Regions from separate parts of the Homo sapiens genome. Here regions 2 and 3 are each linked to region 1. The links are chromatin contacts, found by Hi-C or POLR2A ChIA-PET in ENCODE. All regions are on one chromosome and are shown on one strand. Each heading gives the region's core, a stretch centred on a gene start or an enhancer-like site at or near the end of the contact. The rest is flanking DNA. Distances are from core to core; before and after follow the strand shown.

The links. Hi-C counts contacts between places; a loop is a spot of excess contacts on that map. ChIA-PET counts read pairs that join two places held with the same protein, here RNA polymerase II (POLR2A). Pooled maps may share reads with other maps.
Region 2: a map with no recorded cell type shows a loop between it and region 1 (1.9-fold over the local background). The contact joins two enhancer-like sites. A Hi-C loop is called at or near these places in 1 of 37 single-sample maps with no recorded cell type and 1 of 50 pooled maps. POLR2A ChIA-PET finds 5 or more read pairs at or near these places in 4 of 52 experiments (Caco-2, MCF 10A, PC-3 and 1 more).
Region 3: a loop to region 1 is called in a map of Calu3, with 2.5 times the contacts of the local background. The contact joins two enhancer-like sites. A Hi-C loop is called at or near these places in 3 of 168 maps with a recorded cell type or tissue (Calu3, PC-3 and mammary epithelial cell), 1 of 37 single-sample maps with no recorded cell type and 8 of 50 pooled maps. POLR2A ChIA-PET finds 5 or more read pairs at or near these places in 2 of 52 experiments (H1 and common myeloid progenitor, CD34-positive).

What each region holds. Positions count from the first base shown.
Region 1 is chr12:124,601,631-124,606,434 of GRCh38, reverse strand. It overlaps LOC101927436 (a long non-coding RNA gene), which reads left to right. Exons shown (of 4, transcript XR_242964.4): 3 at 76-151; 4 at 1,157-1,412. Among named protein-coding and RNA genes, the nearest start is that of NCOR2, 36 kb to the right of the region's middle. Within about 2 kb of position 1,919, at least 4 of the 41 ENCODE cell types and tissues checked have a DNase peak (open chromatin) inside an H3K27ac peak, as active enhancers do.
Region 2 is chr12:124,516,562-124,521,365 of GRCh38, reverse strand. The region is part of intron 2 of NCOR2 (nuclear receptor corepressor 2); the gene reads left to right. LOC105370047 (a long non-coding RNA gene) reads right to left here. Exons shown (of 3, transcript NR_188646.1): 3 at 4,568-4,804. Among named protein-coding and RNA genes, the nearest start is that of NCOR2, 49 kb to the left of the region's middle. RefSeq lists an enhancer at 1-353. Within about 2 kb of position 2,130, at least 35 of the 41 ENCODE cell types and tissues checked have a DNase peak (open chromatin) inside an H3K27ac peak, as active enhancers do.
Region 3 is chr12:124,678,946-124,683,749 of GRCh38, reverse strand. No RefSeq gene overlaps it. Among named protein-coding and RNA genes, the nearest start is that of NCOR2, 110 kb to the right of the region's middle. RefSeq lists enhancers at 2,069-2,138, 2,329-2,398. Within about 2 kb of position 1,894, at least 22 of the 41 ENCODE cell types and tissues checked have a DNase peak (open chromatin) inside an H3K27ac peak, as active enhancers do.

The sequences.
Region 1 (4,804 bases), core at 670-3,169:
CTGCCATGACCCTGTTTCCAAATCAGGTCACATTCTAAGGTTTGGGAGTTAAGATTTCCACATATCTTTTTGCAGAGCACACAATTTAACCCAGGACAGCAGGGAGACAGCACCCCAGGCCGAGTGAAGGGGAGGACCGCACAGGCAAACGGTGAGCACCCAGGCAGGGGACGGCTGTGGCTCTTGGGCCCTTTCTTCCTGCAAACCTTCCTCGTGAAGAAAAGAATGAAGCCGAGTTCTGTAGGACATGGGGAGAAAGAGGCCCTGATCCGCCCCAGTCCAGCTGAAAGCCTTCTCCCTGCAAATTGCCAACTCTCCCCACGACCTCCGTCCCCACCTCACTTCCCTCGCTCCCTCCTTGCGGTTCAGGCAGCCAGACCCTCTTATCACTCACACACACAGCTTCCTTTTTAGCCCAAAGGTCGTTATTTTAACACCTGTTGGGAAAACAAGCAGGTTACTCCCAGGGGGTAGGGAAGAGGAGGGAAGAGGGGAGATGCTATTTGTAGGGCTGACACCTGCCCCCTGCCCCTCAAAGCAAGGCAGGAGCAGAAGCAGGGGCCAGGCACGCCTCTCCCCTGTTTCCTGACCTCTGGAGCCACTCTAACTCCAGCTGCCTTCACTGCTTAACAAACCAGCCCCAAACTTAGCCACTTAAAACAACAGCCGCCACTTATCTGCTCAGAATTCTGCAATTTGGGCAGGATCAGGCATCGTGGTGGTCCCCACCCCACGTGTGTTATCTGGGGGGCTCAGCTGGGGCTGGATGGCCCAGCACGGCATCACCCACATTGTTTAGCACTGGAGCTGGGTACACTCTTCTCTCTCCCCTTGTAACTCATCTCCCAGGCTTCACTCTGTCCCTGCGGTCTCTCCCTCTTCTAGAACCTGGCCTGAGCTACTTTGCGGGCCAGCTGGATTCCAAGAGAGAGAAAATAGAAGTCGCCAGGTCTCTTAAGGCTTAATCCAGAACTGCAGGGAGTCACCTCCACAGCATCCCGGGGGTCAAAGGATTCACAGAGCCTGCCCACTTTCAAGGGGTGGGGACACAGACTCCACCTCCCATGGGAGAGGTTGCAGGCCCCTGCAGGGAGGGGGAGCACTGCTGGCAGCCATCTTTGCAGGCAACCCTCACACTCTTCCATTTGGCCTCCAGCTGGCCTGGCGAGGCACCAGAGGCTGTAGAGGAAAGCGCCTCCCACCTGTGAGATGCCAACAAGATACCCAGGGTCTGAAGAGTCTTAAAAGAAAAGCAAGGAGCGGGGGTATGATATCCGACCAAAGAGCAAACGCCCGAGCCACTTGGCACTGCACTCTAACTGGGAGGCTGAGCACACAAATTAGATGTTTGTAAGAATAAACAGTCATTAGAACTCGAGAACTAGAGGAGAAATAAACATCATTTCAAGATATTTGACTAATTTGGCTCTGAGCTCTGCCTGCCTGTGAATGTGCTGGTTTCTGGCTTGCGGGGATGCCTGTGTATCTGTGCATGCTTCTTGTTAGCCCTCTTGGTTACGTGTCCTTACTGAGTGCCAAAGTCTCCTCTGTAAAATGGGGATAACAGCAACACCCAACTCAAGGGTGTTGGGAGAGTGGAACAAGGAAATACACACAAATTGATTAAAACAGAGCCTGGCACCTATAGTAAGTGCTCAAGAAATGTGAGCAATACTCTACATTTGCTCACATATTCATTCGTTCAGCAAATATGCAGAGGGTCCCAGCCAGGGGAGGCCCTGTTCCTAGTGTTAGGGATCAAAAGACAGTGAGATTCCTCGTGCCAGCTGATGCCAGGCACACGGTGGGCGCCCAGGAACAGATTTTTGAAGAATGAATGTATGGGGCATGGACTTTGCCTTCAAGAGCTGTGGCCTGGGGAGGAGACAGACTTGTAAATAAATCACTGCAAACACTGTCATGATAAATGCAAAGCAGTTCCAGCTATAAATTTCACCTAAAGTACAGTAAAAGGACCGGCCCTGATGGTGGAATTTCAGAGACAGAGGCCAAGGCAGGGAACAGTGCTGCGGGAATGAGGCCCTCTTAGATGCTTTGAAATTGTACCAGGAAGACCACAGCCCCTGAACCCAGTTCAGAGTGGAGACAGCAGGGCAGGGAAGCCCTCACACCGTGGATGATGACAGGTACACACTTTGGAGGACTCAGGCCACTGGGCTGGATGACCCTGGCCATCCCCCTGCCTCAGGGCCCATGGCCCCCAAACCAGGGGCTCCTAGTTTCCAGCAGGAACTGCAGGTGGCACAGAAGGGCCTGCAGGATGGGCTGCCGTGGCGGGCGGGTTTTAGAGCGAGTGGCTTCTGAGTCTGTCTGTGCAAGTTAATGAGCGGCTCTGGACATTTAATCAAAACCAGACATCTCCTCACGGCTGTCTGCTGCGAGCAGCGCCGGTGTGTGCAGAGGTTCTTCCTCAGGCCGCAGAGGGGCCCTGACTGTTTTCAGGGCCTCTGGCCAAGACTGGGATGGTCTGCAGGCCGCAGCACCTGGGACTTGAGTGGAGGCCCCATTTCCAGTCCCCACCAGCTGCCAGAGCCCCTGAGTGTGCATCTAGAATGGAGCCCCCGCCCAAGGCCCCTAGGTAATTTGCAGGGCCTGGTGCAGAATGGAAACACAGGGTCCCATGCTCAAAAATGATGAGGAATTTCCAGATGAGAACAGGAGAGCTTCGAACCAAACGTGGTTTCCGACTGTGGGGCCCTCGGTGTGGCAGGCTCAGGAAACTGAGCTGAAAAAAATACAAGACGATTGTTGGGGGGATCTTCACTTTGGCCTCAGCAAGCAGTGTTGAGTGCCTGGCTGGCTGTGGTGTCAAGCTGCGGTCAGTGCCTTGCATCCAAGAGGTGCTGAATAAATGCTCATTCCCAGAATTGAGTTGCGTTGTGCAGATGGCACTGGGAAGACACGCCCTCATCCTCTGGGGCCTGCTGCAGTCCCTCCCTGCCCTGGCTGCTCATCAGTGGAGACAGAAGGGTAAGAGGCAGACGGAGAAGGGGAAGCATTAACACTTCCCTCCTGGAGGCCCTGAGAATGCTGGAGGGGCACATGGGACCCAGCTGTGGACAGAGGTCCCAGATGTAGAATGATGAGCAGTTACCTCCCACCGAGCCCAAAGGGACCACACCAGATCCATGGGAATAAATAAAACCCACCTCCCTCTCCGGCCTCCCAGGCCCTCTGAGACCTGGCCACCGCCACTGTCCCCATCTCCCAGTGTGGTCTGGCCTCACGAGCCTCCTTGTCGTTTCCTGGACGTTGCAAGCTTGTTCTGACCTCGGAACCTCCGTACGTGCAGTTCCTGCTACCAAGTCTTCTCTCCCCCAAGACACTCACAGGCTCAGCTCCTCTCCTTATTCTGGTCTCTGTCCGAATATTGCAAATGTCCCCATGTTGCAGCCCCTCCCTGGTGCTCCTTCATCCTCTTCCTTCGGCTCCATCTTTCCTTGTGGCCCTCAGCATCATATTTTGTATTCACTGTCTCTCTCCCTCTAACGTCAGCTTCCTGGAGGCAGAGACCTCTTCTGTCTTGCTTATCTTTGTGCTGCCAAAACTGTGAGGTATCCCCAAATGTTAGTCAGCTCCCTCATTTCACCAATGGGAAGGGACCTCCCTCAATGTTTTTGGTAAACTTACATATAAACTTTGGGTGGGGGCGTATGCATAGTCCAAAGTTCACTTGCACATTTATATTAGTGGTAGAGTTACACATGCCTGTTTATGCCTATTTAAAGTCATATGTTGGCTGGGCGCAGTGGTTCATGCAGGTAGTCCCAGCACTTTGGGAGGCTGAGGTGGGAGGATCGCTTGAGGCCAGGAGTACAAAATTGGGCAACATAGGGAGCCTCCTATCTCTACCAAAAAAAAAAAAAAAAAAAAGCAGGCGTAGTGACAGTGTGCACCTGTGGTTTCAGATACCAGAGAGGCTAAGGTGGGAAGGTTGCCTGAGCACAGGAGGTTGAGGTTTCACAGAGCTAAGATCTTCACTGCACTCCAGCTTGGGCAACAGAGCCAGACCCTGTCTGTAAAAAACAATGAATTAAAAAGTCACATGTAGCTGGGCGCAGTGGCTCATGCCTGTAATCCCAGCACTTTCGGAGGCTGAGGCTGGCAGATTGCTTGAGGTCAGGTGTTTGAGACCAGCCTGGCCAACATGGCGAAACCCCATGTCTACTGAAAATACAAAAATTAGCTGGGCGTGGTGGTGCGTGCCTGTCATCCCAGCTACTCGGGAGGCTGAGGCACGAGGATCACTTGAACCCGGGAGGGAGAGGTTGCAGTGAACCAAGATTGAGATCATGCCACTGCACTCCAGCCTGGGCAACAGAGCAAGACTCCGTCTCAAAAAAAGAAAAAAAAAAAGAAAGTCACATATGACATAAGTAACACAGCACATTAAGATACATTTCTTTGTGTTCCATTCTTACATTCATAAAATCATGTTCTCCCAACTCGCCGCCTGTGTCTTTGACACGGTGTCTTTGAGTCATCAAACAGCATTTGGTGGGCCCCATCTGTTCCCCTCATGTCTAGAACTTTGGAGACATGACATTTTTTGAATCTGCCTATGACGCAGCTACTGGAAATTTTATCCCAGGCCGCAAATATCCTTTTGCATAAATTAGGACATTGGTTGTTTCATTTGTTTTGTGGGTGTATATTATTGATGAGTTCCAGCAAGTAACCACGTACTGTGTTACTTTTTAAAGCGATCTTTAAAAGGGTTGTTTAGAGTGATATCCAATACTTCATACCCCTGGAATAATGGCTAAATCTGATGACATTTCTT
Region 2 (4,804 bases), core at 881-3,380, 85 kb after region 1:
GAAACTGAGGCTGCCCAGGTCACGGAGCCCTGGGGCCCGGGATTGAGGAGGTGCAGATAGCCAGACGTGTCTGGCTCACGGTGCTGTCTCTTTCTCCTGCCCCCACCCTGCTCCACTCGTATCTGTGCCTGGCCAGGAAGCAGCAGTGTGTGGGGAGGAAGTGAGTGGGGGTCTCTTCCAGCTGGAGCCGGATGCTGAAGCGTAGCTGCGGCTGTGGGTCTGGATCTGGTCCTCAGAGTTCTGGCCCCCACCTCCCCCCTGGGCCCCACACATGTAGTTTCTGTTGACCTGGGTTGCGAGAGAGGCAGCAGGCAGGAGCTCCCCCATTCGCCAGCTGAGCCTTCTGATGCCTCGAGAGGCTGGGGGCCTTGCCTGGGGCCACTCAGCTTAAGGTCCCCCTGCCCCTTTCCAGACCCCCTTTGGCCCACTGTCCTGGCCCCTGTGGCCTGCGGTGAATCATATTCTGGGGGGTCTTCACCGATCTTTCCCACCGTCAAAGCTCTGCTCAGCAGACGGGCTCCAGGAAGCGGCCTGTCGGCAGATTTTGGCCAGGGGATGCTTTTTCGAAGTATGGAGGGGTGGTCGCCGTCGAAGGCTTGCGTGATGGGGAGTTCTTTTGCTGAGCAGATAACCAGACACTGGCTTATTCTGAATATGAGTTTGGTTTTGGCCACAGGCTCTGTCTGGGGGCTGCTGCCTGTGGCTGTTTCTGGTGTTTGATGATTTGTGGTCTTCATTAAGTCACTCAACAAACAATTTGCTGCGGAGTGTCTGGCGGGGAAGACACAGGAAGCAGAACGAGTGGCCGTGAAGAGACATGCCCAGTGTCAAACCTGCCCATAGCACACAGTCGCTCTGAGGGGGTGGGAGGAGTTACCGTGGATTCCAGGGCCAGCCTTTGGCGAAGGTCTGGATGCAGGTCTGTGTCCAAAACAAACAAAAATGAACAGAAGGAGGTGGTGAGGCCTGACTCGGCCGCTCTCAGGCACCGCTTCCTGGTGGTGTTTGCATGGGGCCAGTTTGGCCTGGGTGTCATGGTCCCGCCTGGTCTTGGCGACGGTCTGGGCGGGAAGATGGTGCTGGATCTTTGGGCTAAAAATATGCCCGTGCCTTCCTGTGCCTCAGTTTCCCTACCTATAAAAGAAGGCGTAAGAGTAGCAGAATCCCACCTTTGGCTTTGGGGCAGGTCTACGGAAACCCCCCAGGGGTGTTTCCTGGGGAAGGCTAGAGGGCCAGCTGTTCACAGGAGACATCTGGCTTCCAGGGGCCTCCGCAGCCACTATGCTCATCCCCTCGTGGCCAGTCTGGGCCCCCTGCCAGTCCAGTGGCCACGGGCCCCTGTCACAGGCAAATCTGGTCTTAGTCCTGAAACCCTCCTGTGACTCCTTGTGGCTGAATTACCACGTGGATAGCGGAGACAAGCCAGGCTTGCCCAGTTCAAGTCCCAGCTCAGCCACTAGCTGTTGACCTTGGGCAAGTCACCTACCCTCTCTGGGCCAGCCTCCTGCTCTGTCTGTGTGTGGCGGCTCAGGGGCATACCTGCCTATGCCGCGGTGGTGTGAGGCCAGCTGGTGAACCAGGGGACCCGCTTAGCACAGTGCTGGGCACACAGTCCGAGCTGCTGGGCTCGGTGTGTGTGGCCACTGTTATTGTTATTAATATTATTACTCTCAAGATGCTCCTGAGAGTAAAAAGGATGACAATGTTATTGCTGGAGTTGAAGGCCAGGCCCAGAGTCCATCTGACCACTTCCCCTCCACTCCTATTAGCTCCCTGACCTCATCGTCAAACTCTCCCCGCCTCGCCCCTGCGCCCCGGCCACACCAGCCTTCTCTCTGCTTTGACAACACACCCGCGTGGTCCAGCCTCCAGACCTTCACATCTGCCATGCTTCTGCCAGGGGTGCCTTCCTCACATCTGCACCCCCAGACCCTTGTCATCATGTGGGCTGCTGTCCAGGGACACATTCTTAGGCCCAACTCTTGGCTGCTAGGGGCAGGGAAGTGAATCTGGAGACCCTGGTGGAGCCTCCTCTGCCTCCTGGGAGCTCCAGCAGCTTCCTCTGGCGCCTCATCTCTGCTTTCCAGAGCACTTGGAGAAGCAGAGCTCAGCCTGCCCCTTCTACGGATGGAAAGTTGACACCCAGAGAAGCTCAGACTTGTCTCTGAGTCACACAGCTAATTGCAGCCAAGGTTCAGACTCCTGGCTGACTACCAAGCCATCATTGTTGGCCTGTGTGTGTGTGTGTGTGTGTGTGTGTGTGTGTGTGTGTGTGTATTATTTGGCCACGTCTTCTTTTCTAGGCCTGTCACCGAGATGACCCCAGATCAGAATGCCAGTGTGAGGGGGTCACGCTTTCTTTTCCTAGGATTAAAAGGAGGACAGAAATATTTGCAAGGGAGAGCCTGCTCCTCTGGCCATCTGGCCCTCGGGACAGAGGACGGGGGAGGGATGGGCCGAGGCCTGGGTTCGGAACCAGGCCGGAGCCAAGGCGCCAGAGCTACGCTCAGGTTGGAGGTGCAGGTGCGGCTCGAAGCTGGACAGTCCGGGCTGGGAGGAAGCGGGTTAAAGTGGGAGAAGCGGGGCTGGAGCTCTCTTTCGCCTGCCAGCGAGCGAAGAGCCGAGCTATAAAAAGGCCTCACAGTGTTTCAGCTCCCGAGTGTCGGCTGGAAGCCCGCCAGGGTTACCATGGCGATGAGGAATTATTACTTACTGCCAAGGCTGGGAGAAAAAGCTCGTACTTTTGGCTTCCAAACAAGAGGAGTGGACTTATGTAATTCCCTGTGTTTATAGGCCCAGAGTGGCAGAGGCGAGAACGGATCGCTGGAGGCCCGACGTCTCGTTCACGGCCCAGCCGTGGGGTCAGGCGGCCCCGCACTTGTCGCCGGTGGGCCTTGGCCTGCCCGGGTTTGGGGGGCATCGGGCTGGGAGCCTGGGGGGCCTGGCCTGGCCCTGCAGGGCCTCCAGGGCCGGGATGGGAGTCGTAGTCTCGCGGGAAGGTGAGGCCGCCCTCTGGGGCCGCCCCTCTGCGGGTGTCATCCTGGAGGAAGGATGGGTCTGATGTTGGCTGTGGTGTGCCTCCTGGAAGCCGGCAGCACAGCCTGTGTGTGTGGACTCTGCTGGCCCGCTGGCTGGCACTTTTTTTCTTTTTCTTTTTTTTTCTTGTGAGAGAGTTACTTCAAGTTGTGTTTGGAGCTGACGTGAGCGAGGTTGGTCATGTGCTCGGGTAAGAGAAGTCGCCGGGCTTGGAGTGGGCAGGGAGGTGCAGTGTGGCTGGGTCACCCCGGCCGGGGGAGGTGGGCGCAGACTGGGGTGGGGGGCTGTGGCCTGCAGGCTCTATGCAGGGGCGCTGATTGGGGGCCGAGGAATTCATCTGGAAAGAGCCCCAGTTCTGTCGCTGGAGGTGGTGGCCAGGGCTGGGGGCTGAGTGGCCGGCCGCAGGTCAGCCAATGGGGGCAGCTGGACCCTCCCCTGGCAGCGCAGTGTTGTCGGCCCTGAGCTCAGCGGGATGGTGGGCAGGGCTGTCTCATCGGACGAAGTTGCTGCAGTCACGGAAAAGAGCGCTCGGAGGCGCTGGCCGGGCAGGCCGGGGTGAGGCTTCTTGGCCGGCCCGCGTGGGAGGGGACCCGGGTGGGCACTGTGCTCCTCTCCTTGGTGCACATCCGGCGTCCCTGGGGGGGAGCATGGCGAGCCTTGGGGGCTCAGGGGGCTTCTGTTCCCGGAGTTGACTTCAGGAGGGCATGTGATCGTGGGCGCTCCCGAGGCTCTGCCCTGGGGCTCCGCGGTGGGCTCAGGCAGGGGAGAGCCAGGTGCAGGCAGCGCTGCAGCCCGGCCCCGGCGCCCGGCTCCCCACCGAGGTGGCGCTTGGCTCGGTGCCCATGTCTGGTTTGAAATCAGCGCCACCGGCCCAGGCTTGCCCAGGGACTTGGCAGCGAGGAGCCGGGATAAACACTGGAAAGTTGGAAGGGCTTCCCGAGCTCACAAGGAGCCTTTAGTTGCAAACCGGGGGGATGAGGGAGTGATTTGTCCTGAGGTCTGGGTGCGCCGCGGCCATAGGGAGGTGGCGGGAATGGCTCCTGGGGACCTCTGAGCCCAGGCTGGGGAAGGGAGGGGGCTGGGCTTCCAGGCAATGTTGCTCCTTTGCCACAGACCTGGGTTTGAGTCCTGGCTCCGTCCTCTCTATGCTGTGTGACCTTGGGCGTGTTGCCTCCCCTTTGCAGACCTCAGTTTCCTCGTCTGTAAAATGGGGCACAGTGGGGTCTACACAAGCATGGGACTGACGGGAGAAGGAGCTGCAGTTTTAGGGGGAACGCGGGGCAGACTGCCTGGGTTCCTGTCCTGGTTGGACACTTCCTGGCTGTGTGACCTTGGGCAAGTCACTTACTGTCTCTGAGCCTCAGTTTTCCCATCTGGCAAATGGAAGTTGCATCTTTCCCCACCTCATAGGCTGTATGGCTTAAGGGAGTGAATGAAACCTGCCTTCTAGCTCATAATAGGCTCACAGTTGATAATTCACTGGCACTTTGTTTTCTCGATGCTGACAATACCGGCACCTGGTCTGAGGGTGGGGGGCCCCTGGGATTTCAGCATCTCAGGGCGATGGTATTTATGAAGTTGTAGTGGCCGGACTGAGGTTCCAGTCCTGGCTCGACCCCTCAAGGATGGTGTGACCTTGGGCAAGTCCCGGAATCCCACAGAGCCTCAGTTTCCTTGTCCTTTACCACAGTGGTAGCACTGCAGCCTGCCGGTGTGTCTCGGGAGAGCCTGAGAGAAGCCTGAAGGGGCCCGCACAGTGCTGGCCTGG
Region 3 (4,804 bases), core at 645-3,144, 77 kb before region 1:
ACATGAGTACATTTTTAATAAGGAAAAAAAAAAGAAAGTTAAGGATGCTATTTCTGAAGGGAAAATATGCAGGAAGTTTTTAAGACCCTGACTCCTCACACACCCCCTCAGGGGCCGGCTTGCAGTTTAGAAGTGAGCACACGTGGGTAGCTCAGCTCTGCGGAGGAGGCTGTGGTCAGAGGCAGCTGCCTGGCGGAGGCTGGAAGGGCCCCTGGACATTTATCAAGGCCAGGATGGGGAGACATGCTGCTCCCGACCCCAGAGGCCCCACTCATGTTACCTGGCGGCTTTGAGACAGAAGTTCCTCAGCAAAGCAGGCTCCTTCCTGCCTGGCATTATGAGCAGAGATTAAGCACTCTGTTGACACACAAAGAAACAGCCCCATCTGTAAAATTCCGCAGCAGGGCGAGGCTTGTCAGGCCTTTAATACAGGGGCCTGGAGGCTCCTGAGTGTTTACTAAGAGCTCAGCCTGATGGGGATGGAGGAGAGGACTCTCTCAGTTCAGTAGCATGTTTTTACTGCGCACCTACTGTGTGCCCGGCACCATTCTAGACACTCAGGACGTGGCAGGTAGATAAATAAATGAACATGAGGATTGGAGGCAGTTGTGAGTTCTACGCAGTTGTTAAAATTGTTTGATTTGATAGAAAGTGAGGAGGTGAGGGGGTGGGGCTTACCTCTGAAGAGGTAACATCATCTGTACAGAAATCGAAATCGAGTTAGAGAACCAGCCATGGGCTTGTGTGTGGGGAGGAGCCTTCCAGCAGAGGGCACAGCAGGTGCAAATGCCCTGGGGCCGTAGTGGGCTTGGCATGGAGCTGGAAACTAGAGGTTTAGGAGGAAAACGGTGGGAACAAGGTTGGTAAGGAGGGTGGGCTAGATCACGCTGGGCCTTGTCAGTCGCTGTAGGGAATCTGGATTTCCGGCATTTACTTCCTCGTACACCGAGCACGTGAGTTTTAAGCACCAGTTATGTGCAAAGCAAGGAAGTTTGCTCAGGGTGCACTTGCTGGGCATTTATTAATTTCACTGAGAAGACGGTGCTTCTGTTCATGCGGCCAGTGCAGGAGCTGGGCCCACCTGTCACTTGGCCACAGCTGGGGAGCACAGGCCCGGAGCAGGGTTTGGAGATGAGAAGTGGGCTGAGCCCCAGTGCTGGGCTCAGGGTACCGAATGTTAGAAGGCAAGCCCTCTCAGGGTGCCAGTGCAGAGGGGCACCTGGGATGCCTGACATGCCTCACCCAGTGCCAGACCTGCTGAGGGCACTCACGGTTCAACCCGGGAGGCCCAGGAGCAGCTCAGGCCTGGTGGGAGATGAGGGGTAGAGATGACCTCCCTGAGCCAGCCTGAGGCCAGCTATGTTCATGAAGCTTCCAGCGTGCTGTTTCCCAGGAGGGCAGCTCTGGGAGCCTGAGAAGGCAGGGAAGCTGGAGCTGCCCCTCCCCCAGCCCTGTCCTTCCCAAAAGCACAAGCACGTATGTCGCAGTTCACCCATGTGTGGTGTGTGTTGGGACTACTCACAGGTCACAGGTGGGGTTGTGTTTCCCGAAAACACATGTCCGGGTCCTAACCCCTGGCAGCTGTGGATGTGACTTTATTTGGAAATAGGATCTTTGCAGATGTGATCAAGCTGAGATGAGGTCATCAGGGTGGACTCGCGTCCAAGATGACTGAAGCCCTCACAGGAAAAGGGGAGATACGCACAAACAACGTGGAGGCAGAGGAAAGGCTGGAGTGACCGATCTGCAAAGCCAGGAAGGCCAAGGGTCGCAAGAGCCACCAGGAGCTGGAAGAGGCAGGGAAGAATCCTGCCCCAGGGGCTTTGGAGGGAGCAGGGCCCTGCTGGCACCTGGATTGCAGGCTTCTGGCCTCCAGACCTGTGGTTTTAAGCCACCCGCTTCGTGGTACCTTGTTACAACAGCCTGAGAAGCAAACGCGCTGCATTTAGTGGGTGACGTTCCCTGGGGGTCTGGTTAGGATGCAGGTTCTGATTTCATAGGTCTGGGGTGGGACCCAAGACCTGGCTCCCATGCCCGGCGGATGCTGCTGGCCTGGGGGCTACGCTTTGAGTAGCAAAGCTTTGAAGGACGACTGGCAGCGGCCAGGCCAGCCCCCACCCCCACTTCTATGGGGCTCACAGACTGTCATAGTGTTCATTCATCCCTCAGGGGAAATGACTCAATCCGGGTCAGGGGTAGATCCCGGTTAGTCTAGCCAGGGGTCAGCAAACTCTTTCTCTGTAAAGGGTTGAGTCACTCTTCTAGGCTTCTTGGGCGTCTCTGCGGTAACTCCTCAGTTCTGCTTTTGTCACACAAAAGCAACCACAGACGATATTAAAAAAAAGGGTGTGCAGCTTGGGAGGCTGAGGCAGGAGGATCGCTTGAGCCCAGGAGTTCAAGACCAGCCTTGGTAACATAGCAAGATCCTCATCTCTACAAAAAAATTAAAAATTAGCTGGGCATGGTTGTTTGTGCCTGTAATCCCAGCCACTCAGGACGCTGAGGCAGGAGAATCGCTTGAACATACGAGGCAGAGGTTGCAGTGAGCCAAGATCACGCCACTGCCCTCCAGCCTGGCAAAAGAGCGAGACTCAATCTCAAAAAAAAAAAAAAAAAAAAAAAGGATGTGGCTGGGCACCAATCAATCTTTATTTACAAAAACAAACAGGCTTGGGGCCCGTGAACCACCGTTTGCTGACCCTGGGCTAAGCGTCATGGCCACCCCATCCCCCTTCCTAGATATTCACGTGGCCTAACCCTAGCCACTGTGGCGTGGAGGGGACTGTGCTGGGGGATTTACAGGGAATGCTTACCTGCTCTTACCTATTTATTTATTTTTTTCTAAGATAGGGTCTCCCCAGTAGCTGGGACTACAGGTATGTGGCACCATTCCTGGCTAATTTTTGTATCGCTTTTGGTAGAGAGGGGTTTCGCCATGTTGCCCAGATTGATCTTGAACTTCTGGGTTCAAGCGATCCATCCTTCTTGGCCTCCCAAAGTGCTGGGATTACAGGTCTGAGCCACCATGCCCAGCCTACCTGCTTTTAAAAAAGAGAGAACCAGGCAGGGTGCGGGGGCTCACGCCTGTAATCCCAGCACTTTGGGAGGTTGAGCTGAGCGCATTGCCTGAGGTCAGAAGTTCGAGTCCAGTCTGGGCAACATGGTGAAACCCCCCCCTCTACTAAAAATATAAAAATTAGCTGGGCGTGGTGGTGCACACCTGTAATCCCAGCTACTCAGGAGGCTGAGGCAGGAGAAGGCAGGGAGGCTGAGGAGGTGGAGGTTGCCGTGAGCCGAGATTGAGCCACTGCCCTCCAGCCTGGGCGACAGAGCAAGACTCTGTCTCAAAAACAAAACAAAACAAAACAAAACAGACAAACAAACAAAAAACAAAAAGGGGGGAAGAGATGGCTGCCTTATCTTTGACTGCACTCTGTCTTGTTGGGATGTGATGACCAGATCTGCTGCAGCCATCTTGAGGCCATGAAGGGAGTCCCAACACTGAGGGGTGGCAGAAGAGAGAGGAGGAAGCGCCTGGTGCAGATGCCACCAATGAGCTGCTGAGTCACCCAGCCCTGCAGCTCCTTTGCTCCGGGACCTCCTCTCATGGGGAGAATCCATGTTCATCATGAAAGCAGTTGGAATTGGGATTTTTCTCTAACTTGCTACCCCAGGCATCCTGAATGCTACAACCTGCTCCGGGTGCCCCAGGCCCTGGAGCCGCTCATGGCCTCCTGTGCAAGTCAGCACCCTCTCCTCCGGGCCCTGCACGCAGCCACCACGCCGCAAGGGCAGTGAAAAGCTGACCTGGAGCCTAGACATTTGGATCCCTGCCCCAAGCCCTGTCGCTTTGGCCAAACCACTGGCCTTCCACATGTAAAACAAGGGCAACTCCACTGGTCAGATGGGTTTGTTGTGGAGTTGAAGTTTGTAGGCAATAAACCCTAAAATAGCAACCTGCAACCCGGGCAGTGTGAGGAGTACTGTCAGGATTCCACCCCCACACGCTCCGGGCCTCTCAATGACGCTTCTGTGTCCCTTCTCTCCAGTTTGCTCCTAACTGCCTGCACTTTCACCTCGCTTCTGGGCACTGCTCCCGGGCTCTGGCGGTGCTTTGGCCCCATGTCCAGGGAGCCTGACCCGCCTGGTGGCTGTGATTCCCTGGGACAGCCCCTGGGTGACCACTGTGAGTCTGAGCTCTTGCCTTGGGGCAGGACGAACTGGGTGCTCCTCAGACCCAGATCCGGCTGAGGCTGGGATATTGGCTCGAGTGACACCTGGGCTTGGCTTCCTTCCCTGCCCTGTCCTGTCTCCCCTGTGCAGCCTCCCCTGAAGCGCGGGTCTACAAACCTCATCCCAGGACCCGTTTCTAGGAGACAGTGAGGCTAAGACCCAGTGCCTGCCCGATGCATTAACAGATGGAATCCTCCTGAGGACCCTAGGAAGCAGGTACTCTTATCCCATTTTGCCCAAGGGGACACCCAAGCCCAGAGAGGCTGGGTAACTTGTCCAGGGTCACACAGCTTGTCTTGCTTCTGAGGTCATGTCTTTGCCATTGCACTGTACTCTGCAATGGAGCTCTTGGGTCAGAAACCCCAGCTTGGAACCCCATCTTTGCTCTTGCCTAGTCCTGTGACCCTGGGCAAGCAATGCTGCCTCTGTGGGCCTCAGTCTTTTCACCTATTATGAGTTAAGCCACCAATACTTGTAAGGGGCTAAGTGCTCAATGCATGTCAGCTGGCATTTGTCATTATTAAGAGAGGGGCGTCTTTGAGCTGGCTTTGCCCTGCTGGGCTGCAGACGG